Linked DNA regions of Homo sapiens: regions 1, 3 and 4 are each linked to region 2. The links are chromatin contacts, found by Hi-C or POLR2A ChIA-PET in ENCODE. All regions are on one chromosome and are shown on one strand. Each heading gives the region's core, a stretch centred on a gene start or an enhancer-like site at or near the end of the contact. The rest is flanking DNA. Distances are from core to core; before and after follow the strand shown. Region 1 overlaps TTLL5 (tubulin tyrosine ligase like 5). Region 2 holds the start of FLVCR2 (FLVCR choline and putative heme transporter 2). Region 3 has its middle 48 kb from the start of FOS. Region 4 has its middle 20 kb from the start of FOS.

What was found. Hi-C counts contacts between places; a loop is a spot of excess contacts on that map. ChIA-PET counts read pairs that join two places held with the same protein, here RNA polymerase II (POLR2A). Pooled maps may share reads with other maps.
Region 1: a loop to region 2 is called in a pooled map, with 2.4 times the contacts of the local background. The contact joins the enhancer-like site here to the promoter of FLVCR2 in region 2. A Hi-C loop is called at or near these places in 4 of 50 pooled maps.
Region 3: a loop to region 2 is called in a pooled map, with 2.2 times the contacts of the local background. The contact joins the enhancer-like site here to the promoter of FLVCR2 in region 2. A Hi-C loop is called at or near these places in 1 of 168 maps with a recorded cell type or tissue (CD4-positive, alpha-beta memory T cell) and 8 of 50 pooled maps. POLR2A ChIA-PET finds 5 or more read pairs at or near these places in 1 of 52 experiments (activated CD4-positive, alpha-beta T cell).
Region 4: a pooled map shows a loop between it and region 2 (5-fold over the local background). The contact joins the enhancer-like site here to the promoter of FLVCR2 in region 2. A Hi-C loop is called at or near these places in 1 of 168 maps with a recorded cell type or tissue (CD4-positive, alpha-beta memory T cell) and 9 of 50 pooled maps. POLR2A ChIA-PET finds 5 or more read pairs at or near these places in 3 of 52 experiments (GM10248, OCI-LY7 and activated CD4-positive, alpha-beta memory T cell).

Annotation. Positions count from the first base shown.
Region 1 is chr14:75,867,335-75,870,270 of GRCh38, forward strand. The region is part of intron 29 of TTLL5 (tubulin tyrosine ligase like 5); the gene reads left to right. Among named protein-coding and RNA genes, the nearest start is that of TGFB3, 110 kb to the right of the region's middle. Within about 2 kb of position 1,462, at least 20 of the 41 ENCODE cell types and tissues checked have a DNase peak (open chromatin) inside an H3K27ac peak, as active enhancers do.
Region 2 is chr14:75,577,354-75,580,107 of GRCh38, forward strand. FLVCR2 (FLVCR choline and putative heme transporter 2) reads left to right here and starts at 1,267. Exons shown (of 10, transcript NM_017791.3): 1 at 1,267-2,288. The coding sequence starts at 1,620. FLVCR2-AS1 (FLVCR2 antisense RNA 1) reads right to left here and starts at 2,235. Exons shown (of 3, transcript NR_110552.1): 1 at 424-2,235. RefSeq lists an enhancer at 373-432 and a silencer at 1,143-1,212.
Region 3 is chr14:75,229,106-75,231,900 of GRCh38, forward strand. No RefSeq gene overlaps it. Among named protein-coding and RNA genes, the nearest start is that of FOS, 48 kb to the right of the region's middle. RefSeq lists a cis regulatory region at 638-1,193. Within about 2 kb of position 1,491, at least 20 of the 41 ENCODE cell types and tissues checked have a DNase peak (open chromatin) inside an H3K27ac peak, as active enhancers do.
Region 4 is chr14:75,257,628-75,260,357 of GRCh38, forward strand. No RefSeq gene overlaps it. Among named protein-coding and RNA genes, the nearest start is that of FOS, 20 kb to the right of the region's middle. RefSeq lists enhancers at 94-2,668, 516-1,494, 1,675-1,934. Within about 2 kb of position 1,449, at least 37 of the 41 ENCODE cell types and tissues checked have a DNase peak (open chromatin) inside an H3K27ac peak, as active enhancers do.

The DNA.
Region 1 (2,936 bases), core at 212-2,711, 290 kb after region 2:
TCATTAGGTTTGGAATAACCTAATGAATAGGCAGAATCCTCCCTTTTTGTTTTAATAATAATAGCCACCACTTAAGCACTTGCTGTGTTCCAAGCACTATTCAGGGTTCTCTATACACATTAACTCATTTAAAAATGAATTTCAGGGCCGGGCGTGGTGGCTTATGCCTGTAATCCCAGCACTTTGGGAGGCCAAGGCAGGTGGATCACAAGGTCAGGAGTTCGAGACCAGCCTGACCAATATGGTGAAACCCCGTCTCTACTAAAAATACAAAAATTAGCCGGGCGTGGTGGCGCATGCCTATAATCCCAGCTACTCAGGAGGCTGAGGTAGGAGAATCACTTGAACCCGGGAGGCGGAGGTTGCAGTGAGCCAAGATCATGCCCCTCCACTGCAGCCTGAGTGACAGATTGAGACTGTCTCCAAAAAAAAAAAAAAAGCAAAAAAAAAATTTCAGGATGGTTGTGGGAAGTACTGAATCTCAAGAGTTAGGAATGATCAAACAAATCTGTTATATATTGATACAGCCCAATGCATGTCTTCTAATTCTGTCTTTCTTCTCCTGCTGTCTTCCTGCCCCTGAAGGAGAAGGCAAAAGAAAACTTTTCTTTCAGCTGAGTCGGGGACTTTCTTGGGTAACAGTGACTACTGGTGACATCAGCATGAGTAGCTCTCCATGCTGGGGTCTGTGAGGAGGGCTGCACCGGCTGTGAGGCCTGACTGACCTGATTCTAATTGCAGACATTGAGCTGATGTTATTCTTGGCGCAGGACAGAGCGATTACTCAGTAGTTTCTGTTAAAGTGATCCTTTGTTAAACTTCTGCTCCCAACCCACTCCCTGCTTCCTTCCCTCCCACTCTCTTCTCTGCCTCATCCACAGTGAAAAAGAGCCCCAAAAGCAGAAAAATTAAGGACATATTGATGGCCAACACAGAATTGCCGAAGTTTCCTTTAACAATCATGGGAGAAAGGAGAGATTTTAAATACATCTTAATTCTTCACTGGTTCCGGTCTCTTTCGAAACCCCTTCAATTTTTAGTAGACTTAATTTTCAACATTAGTAAATAACTCAAGGTAGGAGAAAACTGTGCGTCCTAAATTTCTCTCATCCTTCTGCCCCATCTGTTCTTTACTTTTCCCTTCCCACCATGTCCAAGTTTACCAAACTAATCTGGATTCAATAATCCTAGCAGAAACTAATGTTCCTATAACAGGCAGGACTGGCAGCAGCTCATTGTTCACATCAAGAGGTCTTTCAGTTTGCTGGTAACATCTTGAGTGCAGTGTGTAACAAGCTTTTTGCTAATGCTGTGTGTGTATATACACAATCCCACAGGTGTGGAAAGGATTCCCATATAAACCGAACCATGTCTTGTTATTTTGCTCCTAAAAGTTCATTGCACGTGTCTAAAAAAATTCTGCCTCCTCCTGCAGGAATGAATTCTGTTTCGCCAAGCCTTCAGCTGCTGTGTGTTTGTGTTGTGGAGGAGGGGAGGGGAAAGAAAGAGAAATTCAGCAGGCACCCTGTCTTTTTCCAAGCAGCTGGCAATAACATGCTAGCTCCTCAGCGTGGCACAAAGAGCAGGCAAACAGTCTAGCCATGCAGGAGGTGTCTTGATACATCTTTATAATGGCGTATCAGAGAGGAAGGTTGGACTGGGGACATGAGAGGGGAGGAGTGTGTGTGTGTGTGTGTGTGTGTGTGTGTGTGTGTGTGTGTGTGTGTGTTTAAGTTCCAGAGCATATTGACTCCGGAACTTAATGTCATAACCTATTGCTTCGTTGTTTTTTTGTTTGGTTGGTTCTTTTGTTCTATTTTATTTTCCCACTTGACTTTTAGCAGGAACTCATACTTAGTGTCTAGCTTTTAGTTATTATTGATTTTCCTAGGACCACTTGATTTAGTAGATTTTGCCAAGCCAAACTTTTATTCTTATTTAATGAAAATACATAGAAAATACATGAAATAATACTGCATTCGGTTGTTTTGGAAATAGGCCACTCTAGACAGGCTTTGGAGTCAGATAACCCACAGCTTAAGTCTTGGCCCTGTCTAGTCCGTGACTTAAGACAGGTTATTCAAACTTTTAAAACCTCATTTTCCTTATCTCTAATTTGAAGATGATGATATATACCTGTGTATTATCATGATTGTAGTTCTCAGGATGTGATATTGATATTACCATATGTCAAGCACCAAAGTGGCCATTTTTTTGTATTATCTCAGTGGATCTTTACAGCTGCCCTCTTATTAGCCTCATTTCACAGATGAAAAAGCATAGTATCAGTTAGATAACTTTCTCTGTGTCACATAAGTAATAAATGGTAGAACTGGGATTTGAACCCAGGTCTGTCAGCCTGCAGCATCCAAGCTCATGGCTATTATGCTATATGCTGCCTCCTGCTGCTAATAAGGCATTCAATAAACAGCAACTGTAAGTACTATTACATAAATTCTAACTTGCAATGTATACATTCAACAAGTATTTTTTTTTTTTTTTTGCGATGGAGTCTCACTCTGTTGACCAGTCTGGAGTACAGTGGCGCAATCTCAGCTCACTGCAACGTCTGCCTCCCGGGTTCAAGCGATTCCCCTGCCTCAGCCTCCTGAGTAGCTGGGACTACAGGCGCACACCACCACGCCAGGCTAATTTTTGTATTTTTAGTAGAGATGGGGTTTTCACCATAGTGGTGAGGACGGTCTTGAACTCCTGACCTTGTGATCCACCCACCTTCGCCTCCAAAAGTGCTGGGATTACAGGCGTGAGCCACCATACCCAGCCAACAAGTACTTACTGACTCCGATGAAACTATGTTTGAAAAGTTATTATCAGGTCTCTTCACCAGTCTCCTACTATTCATAAGCACCATCTCAAAAGAAAAGTTTTCCTGCACTTAGGCCTAGACGTCATCCCAATTACCTCAATCTTTTTTT
Region 2 (2,754 bases), core at 17-2,516:
AGAATTATGGCTCTTCTTGCCAGCTGGGACCTTCAGAAAGAAGTTACTTCACTTCTCTGAGTCTGGGTTTTCTTGTCTATAAAATTTAGGCCAGCAATAGTAACTTTATCACAGAATTCTTGTGATGCATAAATGAGCTAATGCATTCAATTTGTTTAGCACTGTACAACAAATGTTAGCTTTTTGCTAGGATAGCCAGCATTCGCGGAATGCTTACTATGTGGCAGGAATTTTCTAAGTGCATTCGTGTATTAATTCATTCAAGTCTCAGAACAACACGGTGAGGTAGGTACTATTATTTCATCATTTCCATTTTACAGATGAAGAAACTGAAGCGCAGAGAGGTGGAGTTCCTTGGTCTACAGTGGCACCTCATTGTAGCTAAGCTGGTGTTTGAACTCAGGGAGAATTTGGGCTCCTTACCAGGATCCCTCGCCAAGGACAGAGGTCAGTGCAACGAGTCGAGGGTTTGCCCTTTGAAATGGGCTAGGACCGGCAGGTGGCAGACTAGGGCTGCTTGAGTTCAAAGACCGCTTCCAAGACCAAGCCCGGAGCCAGCTCTGTGCTAAGCGTTCCATCACACAACCGCGGACAGCTTCTTCGGCTTCTTCAAACTCTCCTTTCCCTCCCCCGCACCCTAGGGTCTTCGCCCAGAATCCATCAGGAAAAATAGCCCCACATAACAGGTTCAAATCTAACCTCCCCAAGACAAAACCACGTCCGCAGGGAAAGAAGCGAGTAAAGCGAGTTTTCTGTAACTCCCCTTTAACCCAGGAGCGCAACCAGCCCGGGAAATCTACAAATCTCTCTTTAGTTCAGCAAAGGGCTGGGAGCCTAAGCCAAGGGGGAGAAAGTTGGGGAATCCCTCTTGAATTCCCCAGAACACTTAGGTGGCGCCGGGCTTTGGTGCACGCGCGCAGGGCATGCGGACAGGCACCGGAGAGGCTCTATTTTGGGCATTACTTCGGGAAGGCGGATCTTCTTGCAGGGTCCGCTGATAGCGGGTGGCAAATGAATATGAGGGGCAGTGCAAAGGGTGGGGGTTAACCGGGCGGTTTCCATGGCGCCCGGGGCGTGGGGGAGGAATGCATCCCGCAAGCTGTGGCGAAACAACTGCTCTGCCCGGAGGACCGGGCTCGAGAAGGCAAGAGACACTGGGTCGGGGGTGGAGTGGTGGCGGGGGGGTTGGGGGCGGAAGAAGCCAGGCAGGACGGGGGCGGGGCGGTCACGTGTGCCCGACTGGGCGAGGCCCCAAGCTGGCCCGGGAGAGGACTCTGCGGGCGAAGTGGCTGCGCAAGGAGAGAACTTTTCCTGCACAAGGAACGCCTCGTGGGGAGACCCAAGGCAGGAGCGGTCCGGAGCCGGCTGCGGCGTGTGCGGCCGGCCTTGGGACAGCGATCGCCGCGGGTGGCAACAGAGAGCCCCAAGCAAAAGTGGGAGCAGGAGCTTGGAGGTGAGCACAGGAAGCCCCACTTGAGGCTTTTACGCAGCCTCTAGTCTCTGTTTCTTCTGGAATAGGCAAGTGTCCTTTCAACTCTAAGAGACCAGCAGAGGCCACTGTCCCTTAAGACTGCCGGAGTCCTCACCACTTCTCCAGGATTCCAGAGGAGACTGTGGCGATGGTGAATGAAGGTCCCAACCAGGAAGAGAGCGATGACACCCCTGTGCCGGAGTCCGCACTCCAAGCGGACCCCAGCGTCTCGGTCCATCCCAGCGTCTCGGTCCATCCCAGCGTCTCCATCAACCCCAGCGTCTCTGTCCACCCCAGCAGTTCGGCCCACCCCAGTGCCTTAGCCCAACCCAGTGGCTTGGCTCACCCCAGTAGCTCGGGCCCTGAGGACCTCAGCGTGATCAAGGTGAGCAGGCGCCGTTGGGCCGTGGTCCTGGTGTTTAGCTGCTACTCCATGTGCAACTCCTTTCAGTGGATCCAGTACGGCTCCATCAATAACATCTTCATGCACTTCTACGGTGTCAGTGCCTTTGCCATTGACTGGCTGTCCATGTGCTACATGCTGACTTACATCCCTCTGCTCCTGCCAGTGGCTTGGCTGCTGGAGAAGTTCGGCCTGCGCACCATTGCTCTCACTGGCTCGGCTCTCAACTGCCTGGGGGCCTGGGTGAAGCTGGGCAGCCTGAAGCCGCATCTCTTTCCGGTCACCGTGGTGGGCCAGCTCATCTGCTCTGTGGCCCAGGTTTTCATCCTGGGCATGCCCTCCCGCATCGCTTCCGTCTGGTTCGGGGCTAATGAGGTTTCAACAGCCTGCTCCGTGGCTGTCTTTGGCAATCAGGTAGGTAGAACAGTTTGTGAATGTTCCCAGGGGCGTGTGTTAGATTGCACCTAACTATTGGGTGTGGTAGGCTATAATTTGCTGATTGTCCAACAGTGTTTGTGACTCTGGGTGACAGTAACTGGGTGTGACAGGCAGTGATTGTGATGCTGTAAGAGAGGCGGGAAACAAAAGCAGGGGGACCTGCTCTTTCATCCACAGTTGCTCTTGCCCCAGCCAAAAGCATGCTTCTAGAACATACTATACCTTCGCTGTGTCGTTCTCGAACCTGTGTCAGTCCACCAACTTAGACCTGTAATTTCAGGAATGCTCTTCTGTCTGGCAGCAGCCCCTGGGCATCAGACTATTCTGGTGTCATCAGAACTTGGCAGTGCTTTCAGTTGGACCAACCAGCTTTCCTAGAGTGCAGTATCTCCTCTACTGCATAGAATTGCAAAGCCATGCCTGGTGGTGTTTGGCACTGCTT
Region 3 (2,795 bases), core at 241-2,740, 350 kb before region 2:
ACAGAAGAGGGAGATCAAGAGATTTGCTTATGCTTCTGGGTTTGCAGGACATGCCATTTACTGGGGCACAGAATATAGAAGAATTAGGTGTGTGTCAAGAAGATCCATCATTCTGTTTTGTACACGTTAAGTCTAAGAACCACCAGGTGGAAATGGAGGCAGCTGTGTATGCAGATGTGTGGGCAGAAGAGCCAGGCAGATGGATTCGGAACTCAGCAGGGTATGGCTGTGGTTGAGGTCATGCAGAGAGCATGGTGGGTGGGGGCACTGACGGCAGAATCTCCTAGAACCCCAACATTTAGGAGATGAGCTGAGAAACAGGAACCCTAGATTATCTGGAAGAGAAGCTTGGGAACTACGAAAGTGTTCAGAGGGAGGATCAGGCAGGGCACTTGTCAGAACAACTGCAGTCTGGGTACTCAAAGGAAGGAAACTTCTCAAAGGTGTGTGTTTCAGGCATGCAGATACATATGCATTTTTAAAGTCATTCCTTCTCTTAAGTTTGGAATATTGAGGAAAAACTCTTTCACATCAACCCTGGTGCCACCAGGCGACCTGGCCCAACCCTTCACTGTTGTCCAAGTGCGTCAGGAGAAGCCACCTGGCCGGAAGGAGCCAGGTGGAGCAGAGGGCAGCCAGTCTTATAGTCAATAGTCAGTGATAAGGCCAGATGTGTGGCAATATCAAATAATCAAGAACTGGCGTCATCCCCAGACAGCATGCTTAACTGTCTTCAGTGAGGAGACAAGGAAGGGGTGGAGGGGTGTCTCAGATGCCTGGGAGGGGAAATGGGAGGGAGCTCGCATTTGTGGAGTGGGCCAGGCCCTGTGCTAGGCTCTTTCCATGTTATCTCCACTAACCCTCCCAACAGCCATGCCTGTTTCAAAGATAAGACAGATGGGGCTCCAAGAGGTTAAATAATGTGCCTCAGGTAGTAACTGAGTGACCTAGGATTTGAACCTGGAAGGCCAAAGGCCATGCTGTCTCAAGGGAGCCCTTGGTCACCAGTTCAGTCAATCTCCCTGGTGAAGGTCCGTGTGCTGTAAGTTTGGGCATGGATACAAACCTTCCCATTGAAGCTTGATATGAGTGATGGCTCAGCGCCCAATCAGCAGCCAGATTAGGTGTTCTCCATGAGTGGTTTGGTGCTAGCACTTGCTTCCAAACCACACTTCCTGTTCATCTTTCACACCTATTGTCTCACTGCTGGGTTTCTTGCCAAATGCCTCCCTTGCCACTCCCAGTATGGGGGCAGAGTGACTAGGGAACAGCTTACAATGAGGAGTCTGTCAGACCTCCTTACTTTGCAGACGTCCTAAACACCTGATGAGCAACCACCAACTACTGAGGAGAGCCAATTTGCACCCAATTTTTGAGACCCTAAAAGACACTCTTTGAGCCTGATTACAGGTCAAATACTGGTAATAGCTAAAGGGTGGCTTTCTGTGTGCTGAGCCTTGAATTGTCTGCCTAACATGCATTGTTTCATATAATTCTTAAAATAACCCCATGAGGTGAGTGCGATTATTACACCCATTTTGCCTACAAGGAAGCAGGCTGAGAGAAAAGTGTCTACACCCAGTAAGCACCAGGAATGTCTGAATCAAAGGCAGGGAGAGGTGCCTGCCAAGCCCCGCACTTCCTTTCTCTCCCTTCCCCTAAGGCCTTTGGCTTAGATACGCTGATCCTTGAGAAATCCCTCCTCTCTCTTCCTTCCTTCCTTCCTTCCTTCCTTCCTTCCTTCCTTCCTTTCTTTTTTCTTCCTTTCTCTCGCTCTCTCTCTTCTTCTTTCTTTTTTTTTCTGGAGTCTCGCTCTGTTTCCCAGGCGTGATCTTGGCTCACTGCAACCTCCACCTCCAGGGTTCCAGCAATTCTCTTGCCTCAGCCTCCTTAGTGGCTGAGACTATAGGAGTGCGCCACCACGCCCAGCGAAGTTTTGTATTTTTAGTAGACATGGGGTTTCACCATGTTGGCTAGTATGGTCTTGATCTCTTGAGCTTGTGATCCACCTGCCTCAGACTCCCAAAGTGCTGGAATTACAGACACGAGCCACCGCGCCCGGCCTATTCAGGAGCTTTTACCCCATAAATCTTCTTACACATAGAAAAATAAAAAGTTCTGTCCCTTGTTACAGGTATTTTATATTATCAGTGGCGCCAATAAGGTGGGTGCATGTGTGTGCACACATGCGTGTATATGGGTGTGTGTGCACACCTGCATGTATATGGGTGTGTGTGCACACATGCATGTATGTGTCTGTGTGTGTGCATACACATATGTGGGGGTGGAGTAGGAATCAGGCAAATCAACCTCATAGACCTGTTCCCTGTTTCTGGGGTCATATATGGCTACAGTGACTATGTTTCTGAACCACAGGCCAGGCCACATGTCCTGGCCATTGCAATGGTTGTTGAGGGGATATTACAACAGTGAAACTGATACCTGCCCATGAGATACAGAGGCTGTTGGCTAACAGTTCAGCAGATACACTGTAGCGTGCTTTGGAGACATTCTAAAGGCCTCTGAGAGAGACAATGTCTTGCCAAGAGTTGAGGCCTGAAACTTGACAGCTGCCCACAGCCCATTTAAGGGTTAGTGTTACTCGACACAATTTTAAAGACATTGTCATGGAGGATCTGATATTCTCAGAACATTCAAGAGAAATGTTATAGCCTAAAACCAGAGGGGAAATCTGAAACCATATCTTCTTTTAGGGGCTACTATAGAATTCATTAAATTAATAATTAAATCTATGTATGTACATACAAAATGTTATGGACAACTGAGCCAGCCCT
Region 4 (2,730 bases), core at 199-2,698, 320 kb before region 2:
ATTTACATGAAATCCCTCTTTATGCCTCCACCATCTGCAACAGACTATGTGCTCACCCAAATGGCTTGCTTTTAATTCCAGCAAATAATATCCCCTCTGCTTTCCCCCAAATACAAAAGACACCATTTAAATTCAGCCAGGATGGAAGATCATGATATTTGGAGAAAATTCAAAGTCTGGGCCGCTCAGCTGTGCCTTATCATTCAAAAGTTACATTTTGTTCAGGTTGGCTGGCTTCACATGGTCATCTCAACTTTTCACTCCTGTTTCTTTCTTCTTTTTTTTTGAGACAGAGTCTCGCTCTGTCGCCCAGGCTGGAGTGTGCAGTGGCGCGATCTTGACTCACTGCAACCTCCGCCTCCTGGTTTCAAGCGATCCTCCTGCCTCACCCTCCCGAGTAGCTGGGATTACAGGCGCCCGCCACCAAGCCTGGCTAATTTTTATTTTTATTTTTTATTTTTTAATTAGAGAGGAGGTTTCGCCATGTTGCCCAGGCTGGTCTTGAACTCCTGACTTCAGGTGATCCACCTGCCTCAGCTGCCCAAAGTGCTGGGATTATAGGCCTGAGCCACCCTGCCTGGCCCTCTCCTCTGTTTCTTGACCTGGTTTTGTTTACAATTTGTTGCTGCAATCTTCCTATAACTGTTTCCAGAGTTGTGTGACGAAAAGGGAGGCTGGCACGCAGAGAGATTTCTCACACTCTGTTGGCTTGTGCAGTTGAGACAAAATTAAGCAATGTAGAAATTTAAGCTTCAGTTTTTAATGACCTAGGTTTTTCCAGGCCTTCCCATTTTGGAGTATCACAGTACTCAGGGATTTCTGAGTTTTCTCTCCCTTCCAGAGGAACTATTCTTGAATGGGATTATTAAGCACCCCTTCCTCAATTCTTCAACAAAGCTCCGAGGAATGAATGTCTCAAGTTCTGCTGCTTTTAAAGTATAAAAGATAAATTCAAAGTTCCTTATGCTTCTCCTTTCTGGGAGAATTCTGGGTTTTACTCCAACAGTGGGAAAGTTTTCTAAGCTGGTTTTGCTCCTGTCTCATGGGCAAGGCAGTTTGGTCGGTGGCTGTTCTGTGGGCTGCTGTCTGGAGGAGACGGTCGGTGGAGACGGTCGGTCGGGGAGGTCACCCTGACAATTATGGCCAACTGACGGTGGAGGGAGTGGTCTCGGTTTGGCCCTCAGTCTGGAGTCACAGTCTGGATTCACAGGCAGCGCAGAGAGATGTTGGCTCAGGACCTGAGGCTGAGGCGTGCTGGGACAGCCTAGGGGGTGTCCTGGCTTTCCAGGGGCTGGGGAACCCTCTCTGGCCCGGGGGCGGGAGAAGCTGTTCCAGAATCGGTTCTGGCTCCACTGCCACCTCAGCACTTTCTAATTGCAGCTCCAAACAGCCGCAGCTGCAGTCATAGCAACAGGCCCCGCCCACCGGGCTTCGCTCCTGGCGTCCAGCACGTGACGGCGACGCCTGCGTCGCTCCCTCAGCCCCTGGCGCTAAGGGAGGCGGGGAAGTGTGGGGGGATGACGTTTACTCTGTCGTCTCCATGGATATAATGCATAGACGTCAACGTCGCCAGTGTTTGGTGTGTAACGTTCTTCCGTCTCCATGGGAACGTCAGGCGGCCAAACACCGGGCCCCAGCAACAGGCTTCTGATTGGCCCGAGGCTTCCAAAGGCGGAGCTTCGTCTCCCGCGCCCGCTCGACTGTGTTGCTGTTTTGGTTGTTGTCTCCCACTTGTTTATTTCTCTAACAGATCCTGGAGGCTGAGGTCTAGATCGGTCGCCAAGGATGGGATCCAGGAGAAAACGTGCTGAACGTGCAGCTTGCTCCTACCGATTACAGCCCAGCAGATGACATAGTTCCACTGTGCTCTAGTCCATTGTGGGAATTATGGCCCTCATGCCCGGCGTCTGTCACAACCCAATATTTGGTGTTATAACCCCTGCTCCCACCCCCCAGCACATCTCAGAAGTGCCGTTACCCTCTCAGTCACATCCCAGAAACTGTGTTGCCTTCACGGTTACTCTTGTTTATGCTTGAGAGCACTCGGAGGCCTTTCCATATCTAAAGCCTGCATTCAGTGCTACCCCCTGCAGGATTTGGATACATTTCCCCGTCTGGTCCTAATTCTGTTGAATGACATCATTTATCCGTATTCCCACCCAGAGATGGGCAGATTTCTTGTAACCTGAATAGATACCAAAGAATCCCAAAGGACCTGGGTGGGTACTTCTATTTATGGGCTCATTGGATCTTATTCTTTCCTCTCCGCCTGTTTTAATTCAAATCGGGGGGACCATTTGATTTCTCCAATAGAAACAGAAAGAAATTGAAGACAGAGATGAACACAGATCAAGAGCCCAGGTTTCTTGATATCTAATACTAATATACTGATGGAGTTAAACATTCCAAGGTACGAATGTGTCCAGAAACAGTTTTAACCTTACCCTGGGTTTCCATCAGTGAAACCAAGTTAACATCTGGCAAAAGATAGCGATCTAGCCTCAGGGGTTTCAGTCAAGTTGCGCTTAAAAGAATGCCTTAAAATCTGTAGTTATGGTGTCAAATATAATAAATCTTCACCAGCTCATGCACGTACAAGTCTGAAATGTTTCATAAAAGGTTTAGATGACCTGATAACATGTTTCTAAAACCCAGAGAGAAAGAGAGAGACTGATACAAACGTCAAGTTAAAAACAAGAAAGTAAAATTAGTTTCATAGATTGGGGTTGA